3 separate regions of the Mus musculus genome follow, and all the other regions are linked to region 1. The links are chromatin contacts, found by Hi-C or POLR2A ChIA-PET in ENCODE. All regions are on one chromosome and are shown on one strand. The core of a region is the stretch at or near the end of the contact, and the rest is flanking DNA. Distances in the headings are between cores, read along the strand shown. Region 1 holds the start of Cbfa2t3 (CBFA2/RUNX1 translocation partner 3). Region 2 has its middle 14 kb from the start of Gm10612. Region 3 overlaps Cbfa2t3 (CBFA2/RUNX1 translocation partner 3).

Region 1 (5,051 bases), core at 874-3,373:
TGGATAACCCGGTAACAGAGGAAGAGCCAGACAAGGACCTGAGAGCTGCTTGGACCACCCAGCAGCCCCAGAGCATCCTGCAAGGAACTGTCCAGGGGTGTCTTCCATATGCCAGCTCAGGCTTGGCACACAGCAAAAGATGGTGGTGTGCCAGGTACACATGGCCCTCCCTTTCTCCCCTCTCATCAAGATCACAGTACCTCCCGGGAGGGTGGATTCCGCCAGAAAATCAGTCCTAACGTGATATTCTCCCTCCCCGTGTCTGTCTAGCTCCCGGGCAGCACCGAGCACCACATCTGTTCCTTCTGTTCGCAGGGTTCCTCCTTTCTCTGCTTTTCCCTCTCAATGCACAAGAGTGGTTGTGCCCCCCCCCCAAAAAAAAAACAGTCCCAAATAGCGGCATTTTCTCAGCTTGGTGCTCTAACTGTGGGCTCCCAGTGCCAACTGGGGACAGCCACATCTTCTGACTTCCGCCCTTCAGTGGACCAAGGTGGGGTGACATCATGACCCCAGTGTAGCCCCCATCAGGATCCCTCCATGCACAAGACCAGAAATCTCTCACAGGGCTTTCCTACTTCTTCCCAGGCCAGGAGCCAAGTGCATTCTGGCCGGGTATGGCTGAACTCTCTCAGACCAGCCCCTGGGGTCTTAGGGAGATGAGAGAGTCCCAGTCTTGAGAAGTTTCTGAAACCTTCCAGCAACTTGCAAGGGCAATGCCAGGGCAAAGTGACCGCTCCCTTTGTCTTCTGCCAGCCCCATCCTCTGAGTGGCTGCCTGGGAACCTCCTGTTTCTGAGCGCCGGGAGGAAGCACACACCCAGCCAGACATAATGAAGCCACATCCTGGCCTCAGGATAGGAGGGACGGGTGTGACAGTTACTGGGATCAACCCTACAAACAGGAGCATGAGATCGTCTGTTATTTTGAGGAATTGGGCTCTGAAAGTCAGCTTTAGCTCACATGATCAGATAGTTCTATTCATGGAGCAGGGGGGTAGGTCCAGCCAGCACTGTGGTCAAGAAGCCCAAACACACCAAGTTCAGGGCCATGAGTTGAAAGGCAGCGGCTCAAAGCCAGGAGCTGCCAGCCTGGCTGCCTTCTGCTCCACCTTAGTCAGCCCGACTCCGGCTGAATTCCCAGCCATCTGTCCCTCCGCGGTGCTCACACCTCCTCACACCTCCTCCCCGCTGTTCCCACAGCCTGGCTCTGGGCCTGCCCTACACACAGATGGACCGTTCCCAAAGCCTGTGAGAAGGATCAGAGCCGGAGGCTGTGCCTGCACCTGGCTGTCAGGACCCCAGGGAGGGCGGTCAGGATCCCCTCCCGACCATCAGGAAGGATGCTCAGCTCCATGGCCCTAATGGCTGATCCAGGGACCAAAATAAGAGGGGGAAGGGCTAGAGAAAGCAGCAGACCCTCTCCTGCCAGCACTATCTCCCAGGAAGGTTGCCCTCCCGCTACTCCAGTCAGTCCCGAGCCCTGTCATTCAGGCTACCAGTCTTTGTCAGGAGACCCGGCACCCCAGGGGGCGCTTGTGGGTGGTGGTTGGGGAGCCCATACTCCCCCACCGACTCAGCTCCTACCTAAAGATGAACCACACACACTCTGGACAGGTCAAGCTGTCTGCTCACCTAGGGTGGCTGCAACTCAGTCAAATGAGTGGGCAGAGTTGGCTCCACCCTGCCGTGGGCACGAACTTTGTAAAGTGGAGGGGCTGGAGAGGGGGTGCAAAGCGAGGACCCCCGGGACGGCAGCAACCGGCAAAGTAGGGTGACAGCGGCGGTGTTGAACAGGGCAGGGGCGGCACTTACGGTCTGGAGCTCCAGGGGACCGTAGCTCTCTCGCAACCCGGCTCCCGAAGTGGCTTTTCCTTCTCACTGGGTCGCCACCTCCATAACTTGGGGGCGATCCGTACGCTGTCTTCTCGCGCTGCGCGGGGCTCAGGCGCGCGGCGGGGTCGGGGCGCGCGGGGCGACCGCCTGGGCCATGCCGAGTGCGTTCGGCCCCCAGCGCGGGAACAAAGCCCGCACGCTGCCCGGGTGGTTTCGGCCTCGGCGGCCGCCGGGTCCAGCCGCCGTGCTTTCGGCTCTGCTGCCGCGCGCTCGCCCGCGCGTCTCACCGAGTCCCGCGGCCCCCGCCCCGCGCGCTCCGCCCCCGCCTCCCGCGCCCCGCCGCCGCTGCGCCACCTGCCTCCAGCCCGACGCCCATCGCGCTCGCTCCGCCCCGGGGCGCCGGCCGCCGGAGAGAGGCCCGGTTCCGTGCGCCCGGCGCCGCCCAATGCCCAGAGCGGCTCCCGCCTCCACCGCCCGGGTGGCCGAGGGGCCCCGGGACGCGCCCGGCGGACTTGGCTATGGGGTCCGACTCAGGACGTAGGGACCTCAGGAGCGCCAGGCCGCGCGTGGGACCCCCGTACGGATGCAGGAGAGCGGGGCCGTGGAGTGGGAACGGGCCGAGGAGTCCCAGCGCGTAGCCAGTGCGTGCGGCGCGGGGCAACCCGGTGCGGGGCGGACTCCTAGCTGTGCGCCCCCGCCCCGCGCAGGCCGCGCCCCGGGAGGGCGGGCGAGCTGAGCGCACCGCACACACCCACCTCGGAGCAGTCGCAGCCCGACGGCGTCGCTGCTCCCGGAGCCGCGGTGTCTACTCCGGGACGGGGAGGCGGGCGCCCCTCCTTCGGCCGCCGCACCCCCCCTCACCCCCTTCGCAAGCCCTTCGGGGTACCCGGGCCACCTGCGCGTTCTGCCGGCAGGGGGCGCGCTCCACCCGCCGCGCTCGGCCTTGGTCCCCAAGGCGCCAGGCGACCTGCGGCAAGTGGGCTCAGGATCCCGCTCTCCCCACTGCCATCGGGGCCGGCGTTCGCATATGCTTTGCATTCGTTTGCATATCATTCATTTTAATGTCAACCTGAGGAAAAGCCCCCAGCCGCTGCTTCTGCTTGTCCGCGTCCTACTTTCTCTGCTTCCTCTGAGCCTGCTCCCCACCCACTTTACCCACTTTTCCTCGAGGCGCCTTGCGACAAGTCCCAGGCGTTCCTCCGGTTGGTACATTTGAGCAAACTCGCTGCACTTCCTTCCTTTCCCTTCCCAGTTTTTCACTCACTCACACTTTGCTTCTTTGAGACTAAGGAGAGACCCAGGGTCACCGCCTGCAGAGACAAGGGGCCAGAACTTCAGATCAGCGGGGGGGTGGGGGTGGGGGGGGCTTGATTTTCATCTCATTAGGCATACATCTGCATGTGAAGGATAAAAATCTAGCAATGTGCCAAAATTAAATAAATAAATAAGTAAAAATACCCTCCGTTTCTTTCCAGGCTTGCTGTAGTGGCTTGGTTTTCCCCAGTTGGGGTCCCTCTCAGGGGTTCACCTCTGCCTTCTTGAAAAAGCGTTCCTGCACGGTCCTCCTGGGGTGGGATCTGGGCTCCTTGGTTTCCCGGATCTCCCTCTGTGGAGGATGCTATCTAATCCTAGTCTGACACCTATAAAACTGTCCACATTTTCAGATCTCCCTGGCCACATGTATCAATCTTATAGAGGAGTGGAGGGTCCCGAGCCCATTTCACAGAGGAATGTGGATCTAGAAGAGTTGGCTATGTGGCTTGAGACCGCAAACTTTTTATCCCAGGCATATGGACACCAGCTGTGTGGCTGCTAGTGTGCTGTGTACACCGAGAAAGCAAAGGACAGTCCTCTTCAGAGATACTGTCGTGAAGAGTGGCCCCGGCAGAGTGGCCTCTCAGCAGACCTCGTAAGCCAGTCTCTGGGAGCTCAGCCTGAGGCAGGAGTGGGACCCTCAGCTTGAGCTGCAGGTTTACCCACCTCGTGCTGCTGGGTGGCATGTCTGTTTTGTGGTAAGTGGCCAGTGTGTGGCTTGAACTTAAGAAAGGTGCTCACAACCTCTGTTGGAGGTACAGAATTCAATGTGACAGGTAAACCTCTCAGCTAGGAAGCTCTCCCAAGAGAGAGCCATGGCTGCTGCACAGGGAGGAGATGGTGGGGGCCCTGAGGGCTGCTTTGTATGGAGTGGGCCGGCCCCACTGCAGCATAGTCACAACGAGTCCTGACAGCCGTTGTCCCTCCATTTTTCCACCAGCTGGAAAGACATTTCCAGAGCCCATTTGTTACCCACTTGGTCTCCCTGCTACTTTATGAAGAGCTGGTTCCCTGTGGAAATGTCCAGGTCACAGCTCTTCGACACTCTCATGTTACCTTATGGAAGCTCTCAACCCACACTGTGTATCCAGTCCATCTGCAAGACACACGCCTTCTCAGAACAACAAAGAGTCACCAAGCACCAGGGATCACGTGGACACCTTAGAGGCAGCAGCCGCTCAGGAAATCAGGTGCCGCCTGAAGCTCTTTATTGTCTATAGAGACCTGGGCTTGATTCAATTCAAAGGAGCCACTTTCTCTTGCTTATGGCAGTGTGGCTTTCCCCAGTGAAGTCAGCTCTCTACCTTTATCTGGTCCCTGCTTCCCACGAGGCTGTGAGAGGGGCTGTGCCTGCCCGAGCTGACAGTACAGAGCTCACAGTACAGAGCTGACACCAGACTTGCAGCTGGGGGCTCTTCTTAGAACAGAAGCCCCTTTCTCTAAAGAAAGCAATCTCAATGTCTAACACTTCCAGCTACACCTGGGTTGTTTCTGCTATCCTCACCCCCCAGAAGGGCAGCACCTCCTTTTCTCACGGCTCAGGGTGACATTTTGACGGCGGACACCATCATTAGACATTTAACTAAACACGCAGAATACGAAACTCAGACTGGACCTCACTATAAAGGTGAGTTTTGTTGAGTCTCTGTCCACTCCTTAGTTACCAGTGCCCTACACCAGGGACACTATCCATGTTGTGCAGACCCAGGGACAGCTCTGCCTTCTGATCAATCTTTCTATGAATCTTTCTATGAATCTGCTTCAAAAACTTGGTCTATTTATTTTAAAAACCCCGGGAGACAAAAATATAGATATCAATGACATTTTAAACACCTTATGTAAATAATAAAGTGTATGTGCCATTGAGAGGTGTAGGGGAATGGGCTCTGGTCTGGCACCTTGATGC
Region 2 (5,051 bases), core at 1,146-3,645, 34 kb after region 1:
AGAAGCATGGCACACGGGGACATATTTGGATGTAAATATTTTCAGCGGGGAGAGCAGCTGGGAGCTGGGGCCCCATCGGGAGCGAGCATCTCCCGCGGAAGCCTAGAGTCAGGGCCAGATGGGTTCCTCCCAAGCTGCACCACCATCCTCCGGAGGCTGTGAGGCAGGGTGGGGAGGCCAGGCTGTGCACGGGCTGTTGGGAGCCTGGTGAGCAGGCCTGGGTTCCAGCCTGTCCCTGGTTGGATTCGCTCCCCTCCCTTTCCTATTCCAGGCTGCACCTGCTACCCTGGCTGTGAGGACAAAGTGGGCATACACGCAGGAGGGGCCTCGGCACCCCAGCTAGGGGGCGCACGCATCCCTTGACACCATCTTGTTCTCGTTCTCTTCTTCACATCTCCAACCCTGGTAGGCCTGAGGTTAGGAGGAAACTGGTGGCCCAGTGTGGTAGCCAGATGGCTCTCACAGGAGCATGCCCTCAAGGTTCTTCCTGGCTATGTGAGGCATCTCAGAACTCCAGTCTCGTGTCCCCGTGAGGATTGAATGTCCTCCGGAAGACCTGGAGCACTGCTGAGGACCAAATTGTGGACAGATGGTACCTGCATCCTTCGGTCAGGACGGGCACTGGGCTGTGTGGCCCAATGGTGAGTGCTCCCTCGTGTTATAGGACCCCAACTTCCTGCCCACGATTGCAGAAAATACAGTAATAAAATAAAATGCACCTGCTCCTTCTCCCTCCTAATCAAGGTCAAGTCTCAAGCTCTGCACTCAGGGCTGAACTCTGCTCCTTCAGTGCCCACAACACCCATGGGCTCTCAACCCTTTCTTTCATCTGAAGTCTTTCCAGACAGACCTGAAGTTTGAGATGGAGAAGCAGTAGACATGGCCAGGAGCAACAGTCCCTAAGGGTCTCAGTCAAGGACTCTGATGCCTCCTTCAAGGTTAAGTGAGCAAAGTCAGGGCGCAGGCCCACATGTCTACGACTGGTCCAGATGTCCTAATGAGGCACGTGGAGGCCATGATGTCCTTGGGAGGGGGGCTCTAGCGCTGTCCATTCCCAAGCTCTGAATGTGCTTGGTTAACTGGCTTGCCAACCCACGGTCCAGGCCCCCAAAGCCTCAATGTTCACAACATCTTCCCACGACATTCAGGGAGGGAATTCATTCCCAGAAGCCTCTAGGCAGGTCTACATGTCGACTTGCCTTGCTATGGCTGGACATTGCTTTCCAGGAAGGTTGGCGGGGCCGGACTGCCCTTGCTTTGGGCAGTTCACAGAGGTGTCGTGTGCATCTAAGAAAGAAGGGATGCACATTAATGGGGGGCTGTAGGGTGAGCACAGTGGACCAATTCATCCCCAGCATGCTACAGGGACACACCCCTCCAGCCCTCCCACCATACTGTGCACTGGGGTCAACACAAGACACCTTGTGACTGCCCTGGATGTGAACCACACTGTAGCTCCAGCTGCCCCAGCAAGCCTAGATGCAGTGAGAAGAGCTCAAGCCTGTGGAGCCATGTGCTTCCCTCCTGGGTACAGCATAGAGCTGCAAACATCTGGACCCCCAGGGTGCCCTTCTTATACCCCGAGCCACCCATCAAACACTGTCCTGTTGCCAGCACTGTGAGTGTTGGGGACATGGGTCAAGGTTGAGTAGCATTTCCAGAGCCCCACTGTCCCTTCTGAGGACCATGCTGGAAGTCTATCTCTGAGTATATGAGGAGCCCAGATAGAGGCTCTTCTTGCCATTGGACCTGAGTTCCAGTCCTCTCCTTCAGCACAACACAAGCCTGTCCTGTTTCTTCGCAGGATCCTGGGTCAATCCTGATGGATAGTTAGTTATTGATCCTCTCGTCTCCAGGTAACAAAAAGAGCCAATGCTCTGTGTCCCAGTCCAGGACCCCGTGTGACCAGCTGGATTCTGTGCATTCAACCACACAGGCCAGGGACTCCACCATGCAGAGCACAGCTTGCTTGCTGGCTTCGGGTTGTTGTACTCTTGGAGTATCTTCCACACAACCCCAGCTTCCCTGTGAGCTCCAGAGTAGGAGTTATGGTACCTACTGGAAAGATAACCCACAGCTGGTGACATGTGGGACTCAAGATAGAGGCTGGGCCAGCAGCAGACCCTGTGGTCCTCACAGATGATGGAAAGGCCTACAGCCAGCAGGTCTCTTAGGTATCCCCTGGTAGGAGGCAGAGGTGCCACTGTGCACAGCCAAAAACAAACAGCTTCCTATTCCACAGCCATGTCGGCAATTTGAGTCAGGCTCTGTCACTGCAAAACCTCTGTTTCCCCATTCTCACGTGGGCCTGGGAGGGTCTTGGAGAGGAAAAGTCAGAGCAGCCAGGAGGCCTTGGCCACAGTAGCAGACTACTTTCCTGTGCTGGGGTTCACAGCTAAGCATCCTCTTTCCCACTTCCCACCCCGCGCGCGTGGTCACCAGGGTCATTGTCTCACAGGATCTGGTTGGAACTCTGAGGCTGGGGCACACCCACATCCGCAGCCTTATCTCCTTCCTTACGAACTTCCCCCTGGCCAACCAGAAAGGTGTCAGGGGTTGAGGGGGGTGGAGGGGTGTGTGTGTGTGTGTGTGGGGTTACTGGGTGTGGGTCTGGGCTTTCCTGCTGCTACTTGATTAAAGGACATAGCAGTTGCTGGTGGCAGAATCGGCAGAGGCACTCGCCCGTCCTTTGGCTCAGTTTGGCCTGAGTTTATCTTCCAGGGCTCAGCCTGACAGCCAGCCGTTGTCACAACTGGGATGAACTGAAGGGGGTCACAGCACTGCCAGGTCTACAAGGCATGACTCTCGGAGTCCACAGCCAAGGTGCACAGCAGAGTCCTCCCTAGGTGCCCAGCAATATCTCTGGCCTGAGTATGGTCCTCAGTCGCAAGCTGTCACTCTGTCCCTTCCGTGCCTACCTTCCTCTCCTGCCCGACCACCCAGGGCACCTGTGTTGTGTATTACTTACATCAGCCCCCAAGTCTAACTGAATCCAAAAATACTAATCTGGGGCCCATCTGTCCGCCAACTGAGGAGCACAGATGTGCTATGGATTTCAGAGGCGACTGGCAGACAGTCAAGGCTGTTAGAAGCAGCACCTGCTGCCTGCTCCCCAGCTCCCCATTCTGCCCCACTCCCAGCCCCCAGAGCTTCCGGAACATCCTGAGGCTGACCTACAAAAACCTTCACCTACCATCTGGGAGGGTAGGGGATCCGGGGTCCAGCTGGGGCCCTTTGACCTGAGCTCCTACTTTGACCCTGACCTGGACCAGGCTGTGGCTCTGAACTGAGACAGACAACAGCTGGACATGCAAGGGCACGACCACCCCAGGGCCTTTACACCTGCGCCTGCCTAGAACACCTTCCCCAGGGGCCAGGTGGCTCTCAGCCCTGATGCCTTTAGCTCTCTGATCAGAGGCAGGCTGGGGTTTAGCTAATCTGATGGTTTGTGTTTTGCTTTGGGTTTCATGTCGAGAGAGGTCTACACACATAGATTCGTTACAGGTGCCTTATTCCCCCGTGGTGGCCATAGCAGAAGGAGGGAGAGCAAGTAGGAAGTCATGGTGTGCTTTAAAGATGCTGCCATATACAGTAGAAGGGGTTGGGACAGTGTTTTCCTGGAGGTGAGATCACTGTTCCAGAGGCCATGATGTTTCCTGCGATACCCTGGGCTCTGCCGATGCTGCCCCCCCTTACTCTGGTGGGTGCTGCCTGTGTGCGTGGCTCTTTATGAAGTCATTGTGATGCAGTTATAGGTGGGTGAAGTCCTGATGCCTGGATGGGAGCCAGGAACTGCCCAGAGGGAACACGGTCTCTGAAACTGGGGAACATGTGAACTTGGTCAAGTGTCGAGGGACATTGCACCCAGAACAGTGGAGTTCCCTGACCAGGCCTATCACAGTGGTCCTCAGCTATTATCTTGACTTTACACCATGGTTTGGGTGCTGTGGGTAGGTAGAGGGGTCTGTCTCCTTTTGAGAAACTTTCTTCTACACCAGTCCCTGAAAGTTATATGTGTATGATAGGACCAAGAGCCTCCTCAGGACAAGTTAAAACAAACCATCACCATACCATGTGCCAGGCATCAATGTCCTCTGGTCCCCATAGGACTGAAGTGTGGACCCAGTCAGTCCTCATCACGTGGTCTCTGAGATGTGGCATCCCAGGAGCAGTCATGGCCCCTAAGCCAGCAGACTCCAAGCCACGCCGGACTCCTGGCACCCCACACGGGCGGTGGCAAGGACTACAGGAGCGCTCTGCCTGGGCCTGGCTCCCCACTCCGACTGCAGCACCCTGGCTGACTCTGATCATTAGAGGCCCGTTTGCTCCTCTGTAAAGCGTGTGCCAGAAGAAAGTGTTTTCCTGAGGTTCCTCCAGCTCTCTGGAGAGTTGTTATTAACTATATTTCTGCCTGACACTCGGGCCTGTATGTTTGGAAGACAGCAAGCGTGTGGTGAGTTGGCACGTGCGTGTGATTAACACATGCATCTGCATAGCTTGTTCACATTTGTCCCGTGCTCGGAGTGCACTCGTCCTCACACCCCAACAGGTGGCCATGGTTCTTGTTTTATTTGGTTTTGCATCGTCCTGGCCTTTTAGCTGTGATGTGCACACCTATAGGACCAGGCCCTTTTGCTTTGTCATCTTCACTACGAGATCCATTTCCCACCCGTCTCCTTCCTCTTCACTCTGTGAGTGTCCCTTAGAAGAAGCCTTAAACTCCCCCTGAGCAGGATCAGACACAGCTCTGCCTCCTTTGTAAGAAGTCGACTTCTCTTTCTTTCTCATTCTACCCTGGCTTGGGCCTTTCTCCTTGATCTAAAAGGAGCACACATTTGTTCCCAGCTCCTGAGTCTTGTTAGTCTCATTTAAATGGCTTCAACAGACCCTCAAGTTACCCTTGACAGGGCCTTGAGACTGAATTAAAATACATCCGTGGCTTGGGACCACTGATGGACTAACACACAAAGGCCCTAAAACAAAGCCTGTCAGAACCAGCATTTACCCGAGGGGGATCCCAAGCATGGGCTGATGCTGTGGAGTCTGTACTT
Region 3 (5,051 bases), core at 1,661-4,160, 37 kb before region 1:
GGCGTTCCCGTAGCTCTCGGGGATCAGGATGGCGGTAGGAGTCCCGGAAATGGTGGGCCATGGCCATGTCCTCCAGGCGATAGTGCGGGGGTGGGGGTGGCGTCGGGTGGGGCAGCCCATTGCTGGGGCTGCAGCGCTGGGCGGGGCTCAGGGTGCAGGACCGCTTACTGAGGTGGTCGGGGTGCAGAGGGTCCCGGTCTGATCCATTCTCTTTGGTCCTGACCAAGAAAATAGGTGACCAATGGACATCAGCCTCAGTCTTGGATAGAGGATAATAATGGAGGGGAGGAGAGACAGACAGGGCAGAGGTAGAAAATCAGAGGAACACCCCCCCACACACACACACACTGGGTTCTGGTCCCCCGCTCTGACCTCCTCTGGGGCTCCTGGTGAAGAATGGACAGAGGGAGACACCCAGGGTCCCATGGCCAGGTGTGGTCCCCACTGCGATATAGTAGTAGGACCAGTATCTCTATGGCCTGTCAAGGGGTCCAGACCAGTCCAGCTACCATAGATAGGCCTTAGGTTCCAGGTCACTCAGGGTTTACAGACAGCACGGAGAAAAGTGAACTCTGGTGGACAGTCCCCTCCCTGAGCTGCTGTCCTCCAGGGATCCCAGAGGCCCCTGGGGTCCATAGCTAAATGAGCTGCATATGCTTGTAGAACCCAGTGTGGCCCACACGCCAGCCTGTCCCTGCAGCACACAGCGGGGTTAGCAGCGCTCGATCAGCCCGCTACAGACAACAGACCGGGCCAGCTGTCTGGCAGAGCTGCAGTAGGGGCAGATGGGCGGGCAGGAAGAGGCCACCATGGGTCACCTCCCGTCCTGTGGGTTTGTGAGAGGCTGGCACCTGTCAGGTGTTCTCCTTTTGCCGTTCTCGTTGACTTCCAGCAGGAGCTCAGACGAGTCGACAGGGGAGGTGGCGCTGGCGTCCAGCAGCAGCTGTTCGTGCTGGGCCAGGTACTGGGCAGGTGTCTGTTTGGCCAGGCGGGCACAGTGCAGGAGCTCACGCTGCAGCAGTGGAAGATTAGCCTGCGGGCAGGCAGGACAGGGGTTTTAGGCACGGCTGACTGACAGCTGGGGTGCAAACCCACGTAGCCTGTTCGTAGCAGACAGCCCAGAACTGCTTGCGTGTGACTCAGGGCTGCTCTGGGTCCCTTAGGTCCCTTTTGCCTTCCAACAGCACAGTGGGAAGTGACAGGCCTGAGATCTGCTGGACACACAGCGATGTAGGGACTTCACCTCCTAGAGTGCTGTCTGCAGCCAATACTCCCTACCTGTACCCCGTTTATGCAGGTTCCATAGCATTGTTGTCATGGAGAAAGAAAGCAAGGTTAAGAGGGGGCAGGCAACCTAATATACACGTGTGCATAAGAGGGGGAGGGAGGGGGAGGGAGAGGAGTGGGATAGGGATGTCAATAAGGTGCTGTGCTGCTACAGGGTCTTTGCTCTAGCCCCCTCTTCCCCCGCCATGCACTGGCCAGAAGCCCCACAGACCCAGCTCCTCTCCCCACTATCTCTCACTTTCCAGTCTCAGCCCTAAACAAAGCTCACAGCTGGAACCTGGGACATCGGCACATAAGGAATATGACCTCCGTGAACCCGCGCCTCAGCCATGACATCACTTCTAGATTCTGCAATCTGCAGATGAAGCCACTGGAGCTCATGGACTCCATGTCTGTGAGCTTCTCCCCAGTGCTGGGCAAAGGTCTCCAGGCATGCACTGCTGGTGGTCAGCCTTTTCAGAACTGCTGCGGGTAGAGTAGCAGGCTGGCCTTCAGCATGCTGGACAGGGGCCCAGTGGCAGGCTCTTGGGAGAGCCAGCAGTTCTAAGTATTTGTAAATAAACACAATCTAAAACTTTCCCATGCGTTTCAAAGCTGCCAGGGCAGCCTTCTCCAGCCTCCGCCTCCTCAGCCTCCGTTGGCGCATCCACCCGGCCCATCAGGCAGCCGGTACTTTTTTTTGTTGAGCGGTATGGTTGCCAGGCCTGTTTTTCTGTTTGGATAGCTGAACAGGGGCCAGCCCACCATCTGCCGACCACGTCAGAAGCATGGGCTGGGATGAGGTCCTGGGAGGTCTCAGTGGTCCAGAGTCTCCTCCCTCACCAGTCCCCCACCCTCTCCTTGGCCAGCATGGTGGGGTGGGGGTTGGGCATGAGCACCATCTGGTTGCTGTTCGGGTGGGGGAACATCTGGGGTCCTGGCCAGCTGGGGCCAGCTGGGAGCTAGAGCCTCGGGTGGGGTGGCTTCTGTAAAGCTCCACTGTCCAGCTACATGGAGGTGGATGTGGGGCAGAGTGGAGGGGACCTAGGATCAGGTAGCCCTGCCATACAGTCCAGATACATGGCAGCCCTTGGCTGGGGATCCAGGACCACTTCTCTTCCAGAAAGAACAAGTCCCCACTCTTTTTCAGAAGTCCCAGGCATTATTCAGAGGACACACCCAAGCTGGTCACAGGGTGGTCTGGGCCCCAACTTCACTTGGCGTGGAGATTTTGATGCCCAGAAAAAAAAAAAATCTAAACCATCTTTGTCCTGGATGGGACTCTGGTAAAAGACACAGCATACATCTAGAACCACCAAGGTGACAGCAGAGTCCTGAGTTTTTGTGACACTTCCCTTTGCTTTACAGAGTCTCTCCACCACAAGCTGCTGAATGAGATTGGGTGCGCTTCACCCTGGCTGGGCTACCGAGGAGTCGTGTGGTCTTGGGATGATCATACAAGCCCTCTTGACCCATCAGCAGACCAGAGCTCTGGTGTGATAGACTCCAGTGAGCCCCATGTGAATTAACCTAGCGTTGCCTATCACCTGTGTGGCTGACAGCTTTATCTTGCTTAGGAAAGGACCCTAGAGGGCCCTGCCATTGGAGCCAGGCTCTGCGCAGCCACACCCTGCCCAGCCGTCTCCAGGGGCAGCCATGGGAAGCACTGTAGAGGCTAGGATGTCCATAACTATTCAGGAAGGTGCTGTGGTAACTCTCTGCCCTGCCAAGAGGGGACCCCACCCTGTGAGGGCAGGGGAGGCACCTGGAGCTGCCTGAGCCCTTCCTCTGGCTTGTCTGTCTGTTTCAAGACCTTTGAGGCTGGGCCCCGCTGTACCGGCAAAGTAACCATGCCTCTTTGACAGGACAGAGTGGGCTCTGGTTGGTTGGTGTCTTGGCAACAAGGTCAGAGGTACTGGCTGGGATCTTGTATTTTTAGGTTTGACCTTTGGCCCTTCCACCCCAGGAGCTCCATATCATGGAGGCAGACATACCACCCAGTGTTCCTAACAACGAGCCGCAGAGGTCCTGGGTGAGCTATGACACAGGCTGGTCCCCAAAAAGCCAATGTGGGCATAGAGAAATGAAACGGAGGAGGTCCCTTGAGGAGGCAGTGCCCAGCAAGGTGTCCCACCTAGTTAGGTGATCCTGCACTTGGTTAGGTAGGAAGGGGACTGTGGGTAAGGACCACAGGAAATGAAAGCTGAGATATTCCAGGCACAGACGGGGCGGCTAATGCTACGGAGCATCTGTTGCAAACATCGGCTCTGACAAAGTAAGCAGGCGTATGGCATCCCAAAGACAGGCGGCGGCAGAGTCGGCAGTGTGCGGAGGGTGAGGAGAACGGGGCCTCCAACGCACACCAAAATGACTGCCAGGTGGGCCTACGCGCTGGCACCCGCAGCTTCTCTGTTGTCACTAGCTCCAGTGTGAGCCTAGCAAGGTGTGGGTGGGAGGGAGGGAGGAGGAGAGTGGATATGGGTGTCATGTGGGGTCCCCCTGTCAGCTGCCAAGAGGGGGTGCGGCTGGTGGGGCATGTACTGTGAATGTTGTGGGGACTCTGAACTGTACAGACCCGAGCTTGAACCTGGCCTTGGATCTCTACCAGCTGGGACAGTGAAGGCTTCAGTTTTCCTGCCTATTAACTTGACAGCATCAGGGCTGTTTCTCCCTCTCATGGGTCAACAGGGCATCTGTGCAGAGAGCCTTATAATCCATTCTTGGTCTACATTGGGCAGTTTAAAAACTCACTGAGGTAGCTGCTCTGTGAGAATGGAGGACTCCAGCCTCAGGGGCTGAGTACAGAGGAGAGGAGCCAGCCCAGTGACTAGGTAGCTCCGTGGGGGCTCGCATCTCAGCACTCATCCTTTATACGGCCTGACCTTGAACTTTGACTGAAGCAGAGCACAGGTATGCAGGACCAAATGAGCCAGGGCTCTGGTGTAAGTGGAGGTGGGTGCCCTCAGGGGTGAGCGAGCTAGCATCTCCCTGAGAGGTCTGAGCGGAAAGTAATCACGTGGGCAAACACATTTGGAAGCACGCCACCCTCTCTCCTCTCAGAGTGGAGAGCTGCAGTGAGTCACAACCCCAACGTGAGGATCTGGCTCACAAGCTTCTCAGTAAGCCTGGTAGTGCACACTTGCAACCCCAATTGCTGGAGGCCGAGGCAGGAGGACAGAGTTCAAGGCCAGCCCTGGGGAACTTAGTGAGACCCAGCCTCAAGATTTAAAAAGGGCGAGAGCCACAGCTCAGCAGCAGGACACCTGCCTAGCGGGGACGAGACTATGTTCAGCCCTCAGTGCTTTCAAAAACCAAACCAAACCGAAAGAGCCCACAGAACCCAAACCAACCAAAACACCATGCAACCCTCATAAACAAACATGGCTCCTCATCCCGAGGGTGTGGGCTGGGCTGAGGAACCTGCCTTGCTCAGAGGCTCTGGTTGCTCTGCCAAAGGGACCTAGTACGGCATCACCGTCGTTTGTGAGGCCCCAGTCTGCATTTGGCACAGCATCTTCTGTCACCCTGCGGTCCAGGCACACACCTGCCTGTCCATCACCTGTTCTTCATCCTCTGCACACCCATTTCCCACACTGGATTCCAGCCATTACAAAGCAGCTTTGTATACACTTCTTTCCCAGGGCCTTTGTGTACACCATCCCTGTTGCCTGGAAGGTGCTGCTTTCGCTTACCTTCAGAAAAGGGATAACAAACGGCCTCAGTGGAAAGTTGGTGGCTTCCTGGAGCTTGGCATGAAACTCTTCGATCGTCAGAGTTGAGTTCTG

What was found. A loop is a pair of places that touch in the nucleus more often than their neighbours do. ChIA-PET counts read pairs that join two places held with the same protein, here RNA polymerase II (POLR2A).
Region 2: a map of heart shows a loop between it and region 1 (2.7-fold over the local background). The contact joins the enhancer-like site here to the promoter of Cbfa2t3 in region 1. A Hi-C loop is called at or near these places in 6 of 37 maps with a recorded cell type or tissue (heart, left cerebral cortex and v-Abl transformed pro-B cells).
Region 3: a map of heart shows a loop between it and region 1 (2.9-fold over the local background). The contact joins the enhancer-like site here to the promoter of Cbfa2t3 in region 1. A Hi-C loop is called at or near these places in 8 of 37 maps with a recorded cell type or tissue (heart, left cerebral cortex and v-Abl transformed pro-B cells). POLR2A ChIA-PET finds 5 or more read pairs at or near these places in 2 of 5 experiments (Patski and embryonic stem cell).

The regions. Positions count from the first base shown.
Region 1 is chr8:122,676,052-122,681,102 of GRCm38, forward strand. It overlaps Cbfa2t3 (CBFA2/RUNX1 translocation partner 3), which reads right to left and starts at 2,124. Exons shown (of 12, transcript NM_001109873.1): 1 at 1,811-2,124.
Region 2 is chr8:122,709,601-122,714,651 of GRCm38, forward strand. No RefSeq gene overlaps it. Among named protein-coding and RNA genes, the nearest start is that of Gm10612, 14 kb to the left of the region's middle. Within about 2 kb of position 2,396, at least 1 of the 3 ENCODE cell types and tissues checked has a DNase peak (open chromatin) inside an H3K27ac peak, as active enhancers do; it is heart, where a contact is called at or near this core.
Region 3 is chr8:122,638,006-122,643,056 of GRCm38, forward strand. Cbfa2t3 (CBFA2/RUNX1 translocation partner 3) reads right to left here. Exons shown (of 12, transcript NM_001109873.1): 5 at 4,959-5,048; 6 at 852-1,033; 7 at 1-218. Among named protein-coding and RNA genes, the nearest start is that of Pabpn1l, 18 kb to the left of the region's middle. Within about 2 kb of position 2,911, at least 1 of the 3 ENCODE cell types and tissues checked has a DNase peak (open chromatin) inside an H3K27ac peak, as active enhancers do; it is heart, where a contact is called at or near this core.